Linked DNA regions of Mus musculus: region 1 is linked to region 2. A link is a loop called in an ENCODE intact Hi-C map of the cell type or tissue named here. Cell type or tissue: heart. All regions are shown on one strand. Each heading gives the region's core, and the rest is flanking DNA. Links, peaks and the distances in the headings are about the cores only. Region 1 holds the start of Fbxl14 (F-box and leucine-rich repeat protein 14). Region 2 holds the start of Erc1 (ELKS/RAB6-interacting/CAST family member 1).

Evidence for each region. Hi-C counts contacts between places; a loop is a spot of excess contacts. Peaks named below come from ENCODE experiments on the same cell type or tissue, not always from the same donor. Only the 100,000 strongest peaks of a DNase experiment are listed, where the experiment ranks them.
Region 1: a loop joins it to region 2, with 2.6 times the contacts of the local background. A loop is called at or near these places in 4 of 42 quality-filtered maps.

What each region holds. Positions count from the first base shown.
Region 1 is chr6:119,478,688-119,486,972 of GRCm38, reverse strand. All of the region lies in intron 1 of Wnt5b (wingless-type MMTV integration site family, member 5B), which reads left to right. It overlaps Fbxl14 (F-box and leucine-rich repeat protein 14), which reads right to left and starts at 7,305. Exons shown (of 1, transcript NM_133940.3): 1 at 3,087-7,305. The coding sequence starts at 7,113. The coding sequence ends at 5,911. In heart, for the core only: a CTCF peak has its summit at 3,799 (motif pointing left); DNase peaks (open chromatin) are centred at 3,862, 7,242, 7,492, 7,742 and 3 weaker places; H3K4me3 peaks cover 4,358 bases; H3K27ac peaks cover 2,974 bases.
Region 2 is chr6:119,844,258-119,852,585 of GRCm38, reverse strand. It overlaps Erc1 (ELKS/RAB6-interacting/CAST family member 1), which reads left to right and starts at 4,436. Exons shown (of 21, transcript NM_053204.2): 1 at 4,436-4,709. 3110021A11Rik (RIKEN cDNA 3110021A11 gene) reads right to left here and starts at 4,393. Exons shown (of 1, transcript NR_030776.1): 1 at 3,557-4,393. In heart, for the core only: no CTCF peak of the experiment used is centred there; DNase peaks (open chromatin) are centred at 4,085 and 4,375; H3K4me3 peaks cover 2,967 bases; H3K27ac peaks cover 2,129 bases.

The DNA of each region.
Region 1 (8,285 bases), core at 1-8,000, 370 kb after region 2:
TTAAAGTCTGTATCAGCTTCCACTCTGAGGCAGAATTCTCACGTCACCTGCATGGCATCTTATTGACTCTCCAAGTATAAAATTCAAAGCGCCATATCTGCCGGCTATTGGCCAAGCTCTCCAGCACGCCACGCCAGTCCTTCTGATGTCATTGCCCTGAGCTGCTGTGCCTCTTGCTGCTACCACAGACCAGCCCCCTTTTTTGTAACTGAGATGCACTATTTCCCAGTGTCACCGATATCTAAGAAGTTGTTTTCTCATTCAGTGCTGGAAATGGAACCCAGGACCTCAAGCACAGTAGGCCCAGCATGTGCGCTATCGCTGAGTCACACCCCAACCCCCCTCGGCATATAAGGACACGTGGTGCTTGAGCCTTACACAATTCAAAAGTAGAAGAGCAATGAGCTAATCAGAACTGATGCCCAGGGCATGGTGGCTCATGTTATAATCCCAGCAAGGTCTGAGGCCAGCCTGGGCCATATGGTGAATTCCAGGTCAGTCTACGTTAGAGCGAGACCCTGGCTCAGAGAACAACAATAACTAAAAGCAAAACTTTCTTTCCTTGCTTGTAAAGTGAGTACACTCTCTGGGCTAACTTACGGCAGCCAAGATACTGGAAATTGCCGTTTTGTTGGCATAAGGGTTAAGTGGCTCCCTCAGATGCAGATGTACTGTGGCAGTAATGTCACCTCAATGGAAGACAGGGTTTGCAGAGTACCATACATGCTGGGTGGCTACAGGCAGTTCCACCTGGCAAGACCGAAGTGATCCCTGGCAAGGAGGAAGAGGCTGAAACTGATCATTTGGGAACACTTCCAGCACTGTTACAACCCAGAAATACAGGCCGTGCACTTACATCTCACCAGCTGTAAATTACGAAGTCGCCACAGATTTAAATGAGATTTCTTAGCTACTTTGTGAGATTTGCTTTAAAAAGAACTTACCATTTACTGTCGGAACAAGTACGCTGACAGAAATGAGCTGTGTGGCCCCTGCGTGAGCTTTGGTTTGAACGGAGCTGGCTTCCAACCCTGTCCTTTCCTCATTTCCAAAGTCTCACACCTTCTCCAGGGTTGGCAATGGCATAAAATATAGGTCTTTCCTTCCATCAGAGGATCGAATTAGCTCTCTAAAGGAGTGAGGTTTGATGCAGGAAGAGAGGGGATCCCACGACTTCTGGAGCTCCACCCACCTAGGCAGAGCAGAACCAGGATCAGAAGGCAGAGCCTCTTCCTTTCAGACCTGGGAAGGCAGCTGCCAGCTGCAGGAGGCCTTGGCTTTGTTCCAGAGATCTTATCTCTTAATGAAAGGGCTCTTGTTCCCTGAAAACCCAGTGGTCCCTAGGGGCTACAACTTTCTCCTCTGCCTTTGAAAACTTAAGTTCAAAGCTAGGCTTGGTGATGTCTGTACTTTCAGCACTAGGGAGGCTGAAGCAGGAGGGTAGCTTATTCAAGTTCCCAGGACATTGAGTTCCAGGCTAGCCAGGGCTACACAGAGAAACCCTGTCTCGAAAAACCAACCAAACAAACAAACAAAAATAAAACAAAACAAAACAAACAAAAAAACCCATAACGAGATCAACACCCTTCCAGGGAAGCCTCAGGGTTTGGAAGATAGATCATATCTATCATATCTAGTTGTCCTTTTTCTGTGGGGCTATGGGGTGGGTTCCTATGTAGCCCACCCAGGTTGGCTTCCAACTCAGTGAATAGCCAAGAATGGCCTTGAACTTCTGTTGCCCTGAGTATTAGAGGGAGGGGTGGCCGTTTATGTGATGCTGGGGAATGCATCTGAGCTGCACCCCTAGCTCCCACATCCTTAACTTTAAGAAGAAAACTACAATAAAAGAAACATGTATTTTTAATAAGATGTTTATTATAGATTTGAAATTTTTTTTTAAAAAAAAAAAATCCATTTGTTTTCTCTTTAATGGTCCTGGTCCCAACTTTCAGTGTTAGCAGATGTGAAGTGGGCAGTATCCTCCCTGCTGCCTCAAGTGGGGGACGTCCAGATGGACTTCCTGCTCTTCCTGCCTGCCGTGCCTGAGGGGCTCAGCAAGGGGGACAAGTTTACACCACCCCCTAGCAGGTAGCCAGAGGTCCACTGTGACCCTCGGACACTGTAGAAGCTGTCTGAACCCCATTTACAGTTGTATTTATAGACATTAAAGGAAAAGGCTACTGTTGGTGAGACCCCTGAAGAAGTCCTTTTCCAGGTGATTGGACTATAAGGTTTATGATGAATTCATACACACACACACACTACCCCAGTGGCTCTTTTCTCTCTCCTGTGAGACAAGAGTCTTGCTATGTAGCCCTGGTTTACCTTAAAGTAATCCTCTTGCCTTGGCCTCTGTTGGGGCATGAGCTTCCATTCCATGTCCAGCTTTTTCCATTTCTTGTCTCAGTGAATCCTGAGCCTCCAGCCTTCAAAGCCTCTCTCCTGCGACGTGGGCAAGGATCAACCCTTCCTGTACTGACCCGACCCCTACTGTCTTTGAAACAGAAGCTGTACAGGGTACACCCAGCTCCCACTCATTTCTTTGAGGGTCACATCACAGGAAACCAAGATAGAGTCAGCAACCAATCTTCCTGAGAAGGGGGTTAGATTGAATTGTGGCTCCCTCCCTGGTTAGGCGATAGGAGGCAGTTTATGCCCCACTGGAGAAACAGGGAGATGTTTCAGTAGATCGCTTGAAGGGTTAAAAACGTAAAGTACCATGCAAAGCCCACATGGGTTCCCAACGTGTATTCCTCCCCCCCCCCCCCCCGCCCCATTCAGAAAGAAACTAGGCCATGGACACTAAGACCCATGCCATGATCTTAACTTGCAAATACTAATTTATGACCCTTTAAAGACTTACTTTTATTATGTGAGACTTACATGTGTGCCTGTGCACCTGAGTGCAGGTGCCCACAGAGGCCCCTGGAGATGGGGTTACCTGAGACTGGGGGCGCTGGGAGCTCCACGTCAGCCTCCTGCAAGGGCAGCATGCACTCCCACCACCGAGCCGTCTCTCCAGCCCCTTAACCTTACACTTAACAATTAAAACTCAAACAAACAGAAACTGTTGCAGAGTACTGATCGTGGGATTATTTGCTTATCCGATGGAGACTGGTATCGCGGCGTGACTTACAGACCGGACCACAGCGGGACCCTGGGAGCTGGGTGAGATTCCTAGGAAGCAGGCCTGATTCAGACTGCTCTCCAGGATTCCTACTTTTTGTTGTTGCATGCTTTGTCTTTAGGGAATAGAAATCTGTATTGTCCCTAAAGAAAGGGAAGATAGATCTAGTGTGGGACTCAGAGCAGGTTTTGGTGACTTGAGAAAGGAACGGCACAGCTTTTCTGTTGTTCAGGCTTAAAGCTTAGAAAGTGTACAGGACCGTCACACCCTGCAACAACCTGGGTTCCAGCTGTCTGCCGGGAAAGATGGGTTGACCTAGGAAAGATGGGTTGACCTAGGAAACCTGGGTTTCTAGTGGAGAAAGTGACCTCAGAAACAAAGCCCACCAACGTGAACCCAGGGCTGCGACTCGCTCACTCCCGCCTCTGTCCCTCGGCTTACAGAAGTCACAGTGCTGCTTGTCTATGTAGGAGAACTATGCTAACATTGCTGGTATCCATCTATCCGCCCTTAATCCAGCCTGTACCCTTACCAATGGCTCAGTGGCCAGCCTGGGCACTAGAAGGGCTCCAAACGAAAGTGTGCCTTAACTTTGACCAGTCTAAGCCCCAGCAAAGGGTCTGCATGCAGGCAGGCCTGAAGGGGGATGTTAAAGAGCACTGCTGCCCCCTTCCGCTGGACCTGCACACACACAGGAGCACGCAGGACTGGGCCAGCCAGCTAGGACAGCACTTTCAACTTCCCCGGAACAATGGCTGGCTCCCTCTGCGTCTTACTGCGTGTCCCTCACTGTGCACCCAATGTGAGGACACCCCTCCTACTCTCGCATTTCCAGAGCTCAGGACCGGCTTCTTCACAGTTACCCTGGATCTCACCTCTACCACCACCATTCCCAAAAAGAAACTGGCCACTCTGACTCTTCCAAGTCTGGTCTCTTAAAAAAAAAAAAAAGTTTCATTTTCTTTCAGTTTCCATGTTGACAGTTTAAAACCAAAATTTATAGAACTCTCCAGTCTGATCACATTTCTAGAGACAGAACATTTGGATGTCAGTGGTAAATCTTACACAAAAGAAATTCTCAACCATAAACTTACAGCACATGAGCCAGCTGAACTCCACCTTAGTTCCAGTTTCTGTGCACTCCTAACACCTCCCACCTGAGCATGTACCCGACACACAATGCCTTAAAAATAATTCACAGATACAAGGGGGGGATTTTGTGCTTTTTTTTTCAAAAACATACTTCATATTTCCTCTTTTATTATATAAATATCAGTTTAACCTTTTGCTGTAAGAATATAAACGTTTTAAGAGGATCTTTGTTATTTATACAAATTCACAAACAGTACAATTAATTGATAAAGGTCTCTGGGTTTCTCCATGGTCTCTCATGTTGCTGTGGAGGACTCTAAAAAAATAAACAAACAAAATATCCAACAAAAATATACATCCTACTCAAAAGCGATTTGTTTTAAAGCCACAGTCCCAACCCCCCACCAAAATAAAGTCATCTATTCCTCCATTTAGAAACAAAAGTTTTCAAACCCACAAGCTCCCGTTTCGAGAACAGAACTCAGACAGGACATGAAGTTCAGCCTCCTCCCTTCATTCACATAGCCTCAGGCTCTCTGCTGACACGGCTCACTCCCCGACAGGACGGGAAGCCTCACTAGCTAACAGCCTCACTAGCTAACCTCTCGGTGGGAAGACTTGCAAGAGGGTTGGGGTGGGGCATAATTTGCATATATAATACTCCTCTTCAAGACTCAAATCTGCATCTCAAACAAACAAACAAAAAGGAAATTCTGCTCTCATTTCTCCCATACATTTGTGCTATAAATTAAATCAATATAGAAACATGGTTGGGTCATCAAAGCCCAATAGACTGGGGGTGGGGTGGGGGGTGGGGTCGTAGCCAGGATGCGGAAGTGGGGCACATTGGGTACAGGGAGGTTGGGAAGAAGCCAAAACCAAAAACAGATACAAACCCAGTGGGCATCTTTCCAGTCTAGGCACAAAAATGTTTCAATCTCAAAATATCTCTCTTGTAGAATTCCAGGGCTTAAGAGAAAAAAGTAAACTAAAACGAGGTAGCCAGACATATATATATATACATACACACACACACACACACATATATATATATATATATATATGAGAATATACTCAGCAGAAAGAAAAAAGAACAATGATTTCAAATTTCTTTGAAAACTAAAAAGGAAGCAGATAAAAAACAAAACAAAAAAACAGAACAAGAACAAAACCAGAACCGAAGTGAGTTGCAGATACCAAAGGGGCAGCGATGAGAGGAGACTGGCTACAAAGTGGATGAGAAGGCTGTTCAAGTCGGGCTTGCTTTCTACACGTTTGGAATTAAAAGCCAGATCACAGTATCCAAATGAAAGTGTAAGTGAAGGCAGGCATCTTTCCTCAACTCCTCGGGGTTGAAACGACTAGTCCCTCCCCGCCCCCACCCCATTTCCAAATGCAGTGCCCCAGGATACAGTTGTCGGTGGCTGAAAGTCTCCATACCCTGCAGAAGAGTGGGCAGAGAAACAGCAGGGTCCATCTCTCCCCTCACTGGGAAAGGAGAGTGGGTAGAGGGAGCAGAACAACTCCAGACGCAGTGGAGAGGGGCGCCAGACTAGGAGAAGAGAGCCCAGGCTTCCGTCATCGCCCCACCGCGGCCACTGCCCTGAACGTGTAAGTGCGCGCGTGAGTGTGCGGAACAGTGGTGGTCCTGGGATGAACAGGGCGGGGCGGGGGAACTGGAACTGCCGCCCTCACCTGACCTTCTCACTGTCCGTCATCTGCCAAAGTCCCAGGTTAAGTACCTTGAGGCAGGGCAGCTGCGTGATGCGCTCCAGGCCGCGCTTGGTGATCCTGGTGCAGCCGTACAGATCTATGCCCGTGAGCTGGCTCAGGTGCTCAGCGATCAGCTCCAGGCCCTTGTCCGTGATGCGCACACACTGTCCAATGTTGAGCGTGCGCAGCCCGTGCATCTGCCGCACCATGCGGTTGATGCCATCGTCACTGATATGGCAAGAGCAAAGGGAGAGGGACTTGAGGCCGTCCAGTCCCTGGGCTATGTACGCCAGACTCTGATCTCCCACCTTGTCACAGAACGACACATCCAGACCGGAAAGGCGCAGGCTGCCCATGGCCAGATGCATGATGCCGGTGTCGCTGATGTTGTCGCAGGAGCGCAGGTTCAGGCTGCGCAGGCTGCCCATGTGCGACAGGTGCAGAAGGCCCGCGTCCGAGATGCCGCCGCAGAAGCTGAGGTTGAGGAGCCGGAGGCCCGTCAGCCCTCGCGAGATGTGCTTCAGGGAAAGATCCGTGAGTTTCTGGCAGTCCTGAAGAGTGAGCTGCTCCAGGCCCAGGCAGCCCTCGGCAGCGCTGCGCGTCATGCCGGCCAGGTGCCCGATGCCCACATCCGAGAGGTGGCGACAGCTGCGGAGATTAAGGCTCTTGAGGCGCTGCAGCCCCCAGGCAATGAGCAGAAGGCCGGTGTTGGTGATGTTGCTGCAGCCCCCCAGCTCCAGCACCTCCAGGCCCTTGAGGTACTGGGCTATGCGGCCCAGGCTGCTGTCGGTGATCTGCTTGCAAAGGCTCAAGTTGAGAGCGCGCAGCGAGCCGATCTCCTGCACGAACGCGTGGCCCAGGCCGTTGTCGGTGAGGTTGTAGCAGCCGCTGAGGTTGAGGCTCTCGATGTTCGCCATGCCCTGGATCACGTAGCTGAGGCTGCGGCGGAGGCTGAGGATCTGCACGCGGCGGATGCCCCGGGCCTGCAGGCTGGGGAACAGCGACGGGTTCGCCCGGCGCAGGTGCAGCTTGGCCTCCACGCCCCGCCACACCGACTTGTGGTAGGCGGCGTCCCGCCAGGCCGTGCACACCTGCGCCGCGCGACCCTTGTCTCGGACGTCCAAGTAGCCGAAGATCATGGCCAGCAGCTCGGGGAACAGGCACGAGATGTGGGTCTCCATCTTCCTCCCGCCGCTACGCCGCGCCGGGTGCAGGAGGCGCGGGCGCCGCCGCCGCCCCGGGAGGCGCCGAGAGCGGCCCGCCGCGGGCCAACGGCCGCCCCTCCCCGCCTTCCGGCCGGGCCGCCGCTCCTCCTCCCGGCGCGTCCGAGCGGCGCTTCCTTCCTGCCGCCCTTCCCGCCCCCGCGCGGCCGCTCGGGCCTCACATCCCGGCCGGGGCGGGCGCCGCGTCCGCGCCCGCGCGCCGCCCCGCGCCCTGCGGCATCCCGCGCCCGGCCGCGTCGCTGCTGCGCGCGCCGGCGAGGCCCGGGCCGGGCGCTCGGGCTGCGGACGGCTTCCTGCTGCCTTTGTCTGCCGTCCGCGGTTCAAACTGCCCAGCCCCGGGCTGCTCGCACTCGGCCGCTGCGCGGGGGGACTCTGGGGCCGCCGCGCGCCGCTCCTCCCCCGCCTAAGTCGCGCGGGTCCGATTCACGGCCGCGGGCGGCGGGACGCGGCGAACTCACCGGCGTGATCGGGCCTGCGCCCTAGGAGCCGGCCAGCCGCGCTGCGCCCTCCGCGTCCTCCGCGCCGGCTCCCCCGCTCAGTGGTACGCGCCCGCGCCGCCGGAACTGGTGGAGCCGTTTCCTTGGAAACCGGGCTCTGCCCTCGGCCGCGGAGGCTTAACCCCATGCGCGCCGGGATGGCTGGCGGCCTCGCCGCACCGTGCAGCCCTAAAGAGCGCCCGATGGCCCACGGGCTGCTCCCCTCGGTGTCCACGCTTACTCCACGCCCTCTCCCGCCCGCATACTTCATCCTCTCTTGCCCGCATATTCCATCCCCTCTAGCCCGCGTTACTTCTCAGAGCGCCTTTAACCATCTCACCACACCCACTGCCCCAGTCGGGCGGCCTTCCCACCATTCCTTTCTCTTTAGTAGTGAGTCTTAATTTGGTGGAGAAAGTGGCTTTTAGTCAGCATAGTTTGACAGCTCTCGTTCTAGAAATTTCTGGAAGTTGTCCAGTGTGCCTGCCTTCCACAATCTTGTTGTTTCCATACACCCATGTGAGTTCCTTTCCCTTTCAACTTTGTGTCAAAACTTCCCACTGCTTCTGCCCCTGCCTTGCGCTCTAACCTACACCAGGTTTTGTCTTTTTCCTCGGCCACTTAGACTGTAGATTGCACGGCCCAGCTGTACGG
Region 2 (8,328 bases), core at 294-8,293:
TATTTTTGCTTTCAGTACTGGGTATTGAACCTAGGGCTTCCTGCTTAAGAACCAGCCTTTTTCCAATTTAGGTTTAAAAGCCATCTTATAGTAAAAGACAAACTCGGTTCTCTCTTGTTTATGATTAAACTTGTTTCTCAAGGACTGGGCTATGTCCCACCTGTAACCTTAACTACAGATGGTTCTGCTCCTTGTCTTTGTTTCTAACCATCTTGCAACCCTACCTTTGTTTCAAAAGGTTATATGGCCACCTATGACAACCTTGTTCTGACGACCTGTTGTTATGACTACCTTGTTATGCCCACCTTCCAACCATATCTGTTTCAGAAGGTCTTTAAGACTAACTTGTGGGGGCTGGTAAGATGGTTCAGTGGGTAAGAGCACCCGACTGCTCTTCCGAAGGTTCGAAGTTCAAATCCCAGCAACCACATGGTGGCTCACAACCACCCGTAACGATATCTGACTCCCTCTTCTGAAGTGTCTGAAGACAGCTACAGTGTACTTACATGTAATAAACAAACAAACAAACAAATAAATAAATGTTAAAAAAAAACCCTTTAAAAAAAAAAAAAAGACTAACTTGTTATGATGCTCTGCTCCTGTAGCCCTGTCTACTTTGGAAACCTCTTCCTCCTAAGCTATAAAAAGCCTTGTTTCTTCACATCCAATGCTGACCTCTTAAACCGTGCCTGGGCATCCCCTGTACACAAATAAAAAAGCTTCCTTTAATTAATTTGGCCATGGTGATTTGGGTCAGTGGCCTTTCTCCTCTCATTTTTGGGATTAACACTGCCACTGAGCTACATTCTCTTTTGTTTTGGAAACTGAGTCTCACTCTGTACCCTGAGCTGGCTTCAAACTCATGGTAATCTTGCCACATCAGCCTCCTAAGTGCCGAGACAGTGTTTTTCTCTATAGCTCTGGCTGGCCTATAATTAATTCTGACTAATGTAATGAGCAACTTCTCAAGTTCTTTTGGCTATCTGGATATCTTTGAAGAAATAGTGATTCATATTCTTTTCTCATTTTACAATGTGGATTGTCTTTGTACTATTGAGTTCTAGATATGGAAGAGATCTGACTTACAGATTGTTTTCTCAAGTCCATGCTCCCCTTTCACACGTCTTTAGGTACTTCTCAGCCTCTTTTTATTTTATTTGCAGACTACATAGTGCAGGGTGATTTCATGCTCACATTTTGGCCATCAGAGTGCTGGAGCTATAAATATGAGCCATTATATTCAGGCTTTTCAACTTCTTTGTTAGGGTCTCTATTAGTTGGTTAGTGCTGCCATACCACAGACTGAAGATGGCATCTTTGAGGATTACAATTTCAAAAACTTAATTCAATCCATATAACTCTGTTCTCCAGGCCATCGGATTTATGTCCGCCTCAACTTAAAAATGCATTCTATTTATTCCAAGAGACCATTTACATCCACATGAACTCTAAATTCAAAATCTTATCTAACTAAATACAGGTTAAATGGGGTGTGGTGTCACAAGTCTGTAGTGCCAGCATGTAGGAGGTTGAGGGTTTATAGGGTATCATTTGAGCCTGGTTCAAGACCAGTCTAGGTAATACAGTGAGGTTCCCATGGGGGGCACCTAATAAACATTTCCCCAAATTAAAAACAAACAAAACAAAGCGAGGTTAAATTTATTTATTTATTTATTTGAGGGGGGGGTAGGTTCAAGACAGGGTTTCTCTGTATAGCCCTGGCTGTCCTGGAACTCACTTTGTAGACCAGGCTGGCCTCGAACTCAGAAATCTCCCTGTCTCTGCCTCCCAAGTGCTGGGATTAAAGGTGTGTGCCACCACCACCCGGCTGAGGTTAAATATTCTTAATAAAAAATGTGGAATGTTTCAAAAGCTGAAAAATCCTGACCACCAGTATGGTACACCAGTGGAAATTTTCACATTATAAACTCCTGCTTTATGAACAAACTAAAACTACTGCATGAGCCAGGTGGTAGCAGTGCATGCCTTTAATCCTAGCACTTGGGAGGCAGAGTCAGACTGATCTCTGGGTTCAGGGCTAGCCCAGTCTACAACAGTGAGTTCCAGGATAGCCAGGTCTACACAGAGAAACCCTGTCTTGAAAAACCAAATCCAAATCAAACCAACAACCAAAAAAACTTGCATTAAGTGCCTTTCAGGATATATTTGCTGATAAAGATATACATGAAATAAATTAACTTTGTGTTTTGAATTGGGTTCTGTCCTCGATACCTCCTTAAGTGTATCCTTTTATCTTCTCCCACCCCCAAATTGAAAAACAGAATGGTCCCAGCATTTCAGATAAAAGACATTCTGTCTTTATATTATCTAAACTATATATGAGTGATACTGGAGATGGGTCATCCTGAGGCAAAATCCTCTCTAGCTAAGAAGCAGACCAGTTACACACTTCCAGGATACAAAGCTGGGACATACACAGGACAGATATTTTCATCCCAAAAGAGAGAAACTGGAGAAGAGGAAGGGGACCAGGTGCCAAGCACATACAAATCCCCCGGGGAGTGCCAGGTGTAGTGTCACTTGCTTGCAATCTCATCATTAGGGAGACTGGACCAGCTACTGTTGTGAATTCCAGGACATCCTGGACCATGCATCGAACAGATAAACAAAACCCCCAACAGAGACACATACACCTATAGCAAGGCAAGCGCCTCTTTACTTATTATACAGAGAAGTATCTGGAAAAACAGCCCATAAAGAATGGCTTGAATGGGTGAGTACCTAGATATCTAAGAAATGAAATCTCAATTTCTCAATTTCTCTCTCTCTCTCTCTCTCTCTCTCTCTCTCTCTCTCTCTCTCTCTCTCTCTCTGTGTGTGTGTGTAAGGAACCAGAGTATGACATCAGGTGTCTTCCTCTATTGCCCTCTGCCTTGTTGCCTTGAGACAGGGTCTTTCACTGCATCAGAAGCTCATCTTTTGGGATCAATCTGTCCTCCTTCTGCAGTGCTGGTGTTACAGATACTTGAAGCCATGCCTGGGTTTTATGTGGGTGCTGGGGATTCAAACTTAGGTTCTCCTGCTTGTAGAGCAAATGCTCGTATCCACTAAGTCATCTTCCCAGCCCCAGAAACGAAATCTTTGAAGATTCTTTTCTGGCTGCTGAATAGTCCCGTTTAGCTGCACACTCTCTAACAATTGGCTGTCATATGTTAGATGTACTGAAGGGGAATCAGTTTAGTGTGCCCAAGGAGCTGTAATGACCCAAGTGCATTTTGGAAGGGAACAATTAGAGAATCTGGAAAGGACAAAATATAGTTTGGTGGATGAACGTGAATACTACAGGATGGGGGAAGATGTTAATGGGATTAGGAAGAGTGTAAGCCGGTTAATTATGATGGTGGGAGGTTAGGGATGAGTAAACCGGTGAGTCTTAGCTCCTCTCATCTCAAAGGCATTTCAAATTAGCTTAATAAGCGCTGTGAGTATGGGGATGAGTGTAATTCACACCACCCTTGGATTTTCGGCTTAGAGATAGCTTATCTACATTTTTAAGATTAGTAACTATGTGTTGCCCCCACCTCCGTATTTTTTTTTTTTTTTTTTTTTTGGCTTGCTCTTGACAAAAGGCAAAGGTTGAAATTCAGCAGCAGAAAACTGGGCTGTCTAAAATAAGGTAGCAGCTGCTTTGTAGTTCGCCTTGCTTGGTGTGAGGGCTAAATAAAAAAGGTAACGCGGTGAAGCATTTGGCACAGTACACTGCATGTGGACATCAGGTTCCGCCCACACTCTTCCTCCCTGGAATGATCCTTGCAAAAAAAGCCACCTACTGAGGCGAGGGTCTTTTGCCATGACCGCTTGGACAGCCCAGATGACTCAAGAGTATTATTGCCTTCCACAGCCTCACAGCGCAAAAGCCAAGGGTGAGAGAAGCTAACTTCTCTTGGACAAAGGGTGTCCAGGCAGCCGTGGCTCTAATGACAAGCCCTGAGCTATTTATTTCCTAAGGTGGCGGCCGTCCCAGGGTTCGGGTAACGGGCTTGCCAAGGAAGGGGCGGGGCGACTCCAGGTTTGGGAAAGGCCACTCCACTCCTGGGGCTTCCAGCAGTCCACGTCCTACGGCAAGCAGGAGGAGACAAACGCCGCCCCTCCTCGTCCGCACCTTCCTCGCTCAATATCGCGGCCCGGGCTCCCGGTGGACGCTCGGCCGTGGGTGTGGGTGTGGGTGTGTGTGTGAGGGGCGGCGCTACGTGTGGCGCAACCCTGCCTCGGCACCCAGTTACCTTCGCGGCCTCGGAGCGCCGCACTTGTCGATCCTGGCGCGCGGTCCCGTGGAGCGGCGTAGCGGGGCGCTTCCCAGTGGGACGAGGGAAAGCCCAGCGGCCCGGGAGAGCGGGAGGCGGGGCGAGGGCGCCGCGCGGGCGACAGGGGGTGGGGCTAGGTGTGCGCGGGGGGCGGGGCGTGGTGACGTCGCGGGCGCCGGTCGTGCTGTGGCGGTGGCGGCGGCGGCGGCGGCTGTGGTAGTGTCGGCGGCAGGCTGTCCGGGAAGCAGTAGCAGCAACCGCAGCAGCAGCGGCGGCCCTGAGGAGAGTAAGGCGGCCGCGTCGGCAGCGGCTCGCTCGTCAGGCGGAACCTCGATCTGCCCAGAGGTCGCAGGCGCCGAGGCATTTGTCGTTTCCTACCCGGCTCGGCGCTCCCGGCCCTGGCTGGGCAGGGCAGAGCGCCCCTGGGGAGGGGCGGAGCTGTAGGTGAGGCTTGGGGACCCCTCCCCCTCCTTTTTGGGCCGGGGGTGGGGAGGAGGATGGGGAGGTCGGGAGGGCGGACCCCGCCCCAGCGCACCCGAGCCCACCGGCGGCCGCGCCCTGCGGAGCTCCCGGATTGGGCGGGAGCGAAGGCGCTGGCGGTAAGGATCGCTGCTGGAGGTGGGAGGTGGGGGGCTTCTGGCCCACCGAGAGCCGAGGGTGGGAGGCATGATGTGGGGCTATTGGGGAGCCCTGGAGTTGGGGTGCGGCCAAGGTGGATCGGATGTAAAATGTTTAAGATGATCTTATTATTTTGAACCTGGTTAGATAGAAGAGGAAAGGTTGTATTTCAGATGGAAAATGAGGCATGGATGTCGCCTTGGAGGTAGCTGGAGGGGCTACTGCAGCAGATCTCACATTGCCACTCTAGGGTTTTGGTTCTTTTCTTGGTCAGATGAGTAGAATTCGCTGAGGGAAGAGAATCCCTTTGCGTTGACTTGGGGTTGGTAAATTGGGAGCGCGAGTGAGTGAGGTTTTTACACACAAGAAGGAAGATGTTGGTGTTTAGACAACTTCATTCTATAGCAACCAACCATGAAGGAGTGAGTCTCATTACTCTTAGCCCCTCAAAAGTGCTATCAGCCTTTTCTTTTCCTTGCCCCCCTCAACCCCCTCTCCTGTGCTTGATCTCTTTGTACCATTTTTCATTTTTGAGTTGACCCGTTAAGAAAAGGCCCTGGACTCAGAGTAATAGTTGCAGGTGGTTGTGGCTGATTGCTTTGAGCGAACTGTGAACAGTTCTGTTGGAGATGACTGTATGAAATTGCTTAAGCGTTTAAAGTGCAACTGTCTCTTACATCTTGTTTTTCAATAGACCTTGATACATTTTGCGTTTATTTAATCATTATGTGTGTGTGCCTGGCATACACACGATAGATTACTCCCTCCCTCTTTGAGGTCAAAGGTCAAAGCTTTTGGGACTTGGTTCTCCCACTGTGGATGGCTGGGATCAAACTTTGGTTATTAGACTTGTGACATAAGCACTTTTTTCTGTTGAGTTATCTGGATGTCCCTATTTTTCCGATTCTTCTTCTGTCTCAGCCTTCCAAGTGTGAGATTAGACATGATCTGGCTTTCTTGAAGATCGATTTTATTTTTTTATTTTCAGGTGTACTTACTGTTGTCTCCCCCCCCCCCCCTTTTTCTTTGGTTTTGTTGTTTTCCGAGACCTGATTTCTCAGTGTAGCCCTGGCTATCTTAGAACTCGCTCTGCCCACCAGGCTGGCCTGCTTCTGTCTCCCAAGTGCTAGAGTTAATGGCATGTGCCACCACACCTGGCTTTATTTCAGTCTTTACTAAATATTAAAAAATGAAATAGAAATTGTTCTTTACGTAAGTACCTCCATTTCTAAGGAATATTGTCAGAGTCAAGGGATTTTACAATGTTCTGGTACCCTGTGGGAACATGTATCGTACGTTGTTGGGAGACATTACTAAGGCGAACAGTGTCCATCAGCATTTTACTCTTTACCACAATAAACCTAAGTCTTTTTTGGATTCTTGTTTTCTATTAGATTATTGTAGTCACGTGCCTTATCATTTATGACAAAATATTTCTTGTTAAGAAAATAGGCCATTTGATGGATATATATTGTAATATAATGAGAGGCACAGCACTCAGTAGTTCACTTATAAAAGAAGAGAAACTGCTATAAAATCAAATTTAAACAGCAACTTTCCTAACACTTACCTAATTTACTTGGGGAAGTGTCCAGGGGAGTGCTTTTCTGTAACTCAAGAGAGAAACACATAGGTTAGGTTCAGTAGTTCTCCAACTGACTGTTTTTCATGCTAACTTCATGAACAGACTTTCATCTACCAGAAAAAATAACTACCTGTAGAGAGATTGGTAGGAAACGGAGGCAAAGATAGTTAATTGATAAAGTGTATAGATCAATTTATAGTCTGATGATCTGACTTCCACTTTTGGGCTCCTCAGGCACCTGCACTCATTCACGTCATTCACACTCTCCATCCTTCCTATAACTGAGCATAAAATAAATCTTAAATGTCTTGTAGCAAATGTGGTGGCTCACACCTGTAATTCCAGCTTAGGAGGCTGAGATTGCCTTGAGTTTGAAGCTAGCCTGGGCTACAAAGTGAGTTCCAGCTCTTACTGAGCTACAGTGTAGAATTGTCTTTTTGTTTGTTTTTTTAAATTAAGGTGATTTGCCTCTTATTCCCTGTGCTATACTTGTTGAGTCCACTGAAGTTTTTCTTCATTGCTAAAGTCATAGAGTACTATGTCAGTCTTGTAATTCAGCTTCAAACTAGAAATTTAAAAGTGAAGGTTCTCAGAGAAACAGCCGTTTTATGCTGTTTACACTTTGTAGGAAGGAGGATGGGAGTTGTTGAATGCATTTTTGTATAAGGTATCAGAAACACTGATGGAGAAAGCAGGGAACACAGTGCTATAGGGAATCAAATAAGTCATCGGCTATTTTGAGAGCGATGGGCCATGATTATGTGGAGTATAATTGAATTGTATGGTGCTTGAGGTTCTCCGTGTTTTGGAGTGTGAGTGTCCAGTCCTGGCCTTGCCATTGTGTAGTGTAAGGCATATTGCTGCTTAAGCTTAGGTTGTTTTCCTTTTCAAGACAAGGTGTCTCTGAATAGCACTGGCTGTCCTGGAACTAGCTCTGTAGATTAGGTTGGCTTTGAACTCAGATCCTCCTGCCTTTGCCTCCCAAGTGCTGGGACTAAAGTATGTGCCACCGTGCCTGGCCTTAACCTTAACTTCTTTTTAAAAAAAAAGATACATTTTTATATATGCATATATGTGAGTTTATGTATAGCACATGTATGCAGAGGGCCAGAGGGCATCAGCTCTCTTAGAGCTAAGATATAACATAAACTGTTATAAATTGCCTGATGTGGGTGCTGGGGCAGAACCCATGACTCTTGAAAGAGAATAAATGCTCTTAGCTGTTGAGCCATCTCTCCAGCCCTAATTTCTGAACTCTAACCTCTGCCTAAAGTCTTCTGAAGAATTAGAATAATAGTAATAGTATTTAACCTCTTAGGATGGCTAAACGAGTTAATGTAGTTGAGACTGTTTTGACATATAATTAGCTTGGTAACACCTTTTGAACTTTATTCCTTAAGCATTATTTACTCATTCAGTTCAGATATATATTTTGAAGGCTGGGCGATGTTTCAGTAGGTATAGGCAGTTGTTGCCAGGCTGAACACTTGAGTTCAGGCCGCAGGACCGACATGATAGGAGAGAACTGATTCCTACAAGTTTTCGTCTGGCCTTCACATGTTCACCATACACACATGCACCAGTGCACATACAAATAGAAAATAAATAATGTAATTATTTAAAAAAACACACATATAAAACATTGAGCATGTACTATGTGCCAGGTGTTTTAGGTGCTAAAACTCTAGTAGGGGACAAGGCAGAAAAAAAAGTTGAAATCACAGAGGCTGGAGAGATGGCTCAGTGGTTAAGAACACGGACTGCTTTTCCTGAGATCAATTCCCAGCAACCACATGGTGGCTCACAGCCATCTGTAATGGGGTCCAATGCACCCTCCTGGTGTGTCTGAAGGCAGCTACA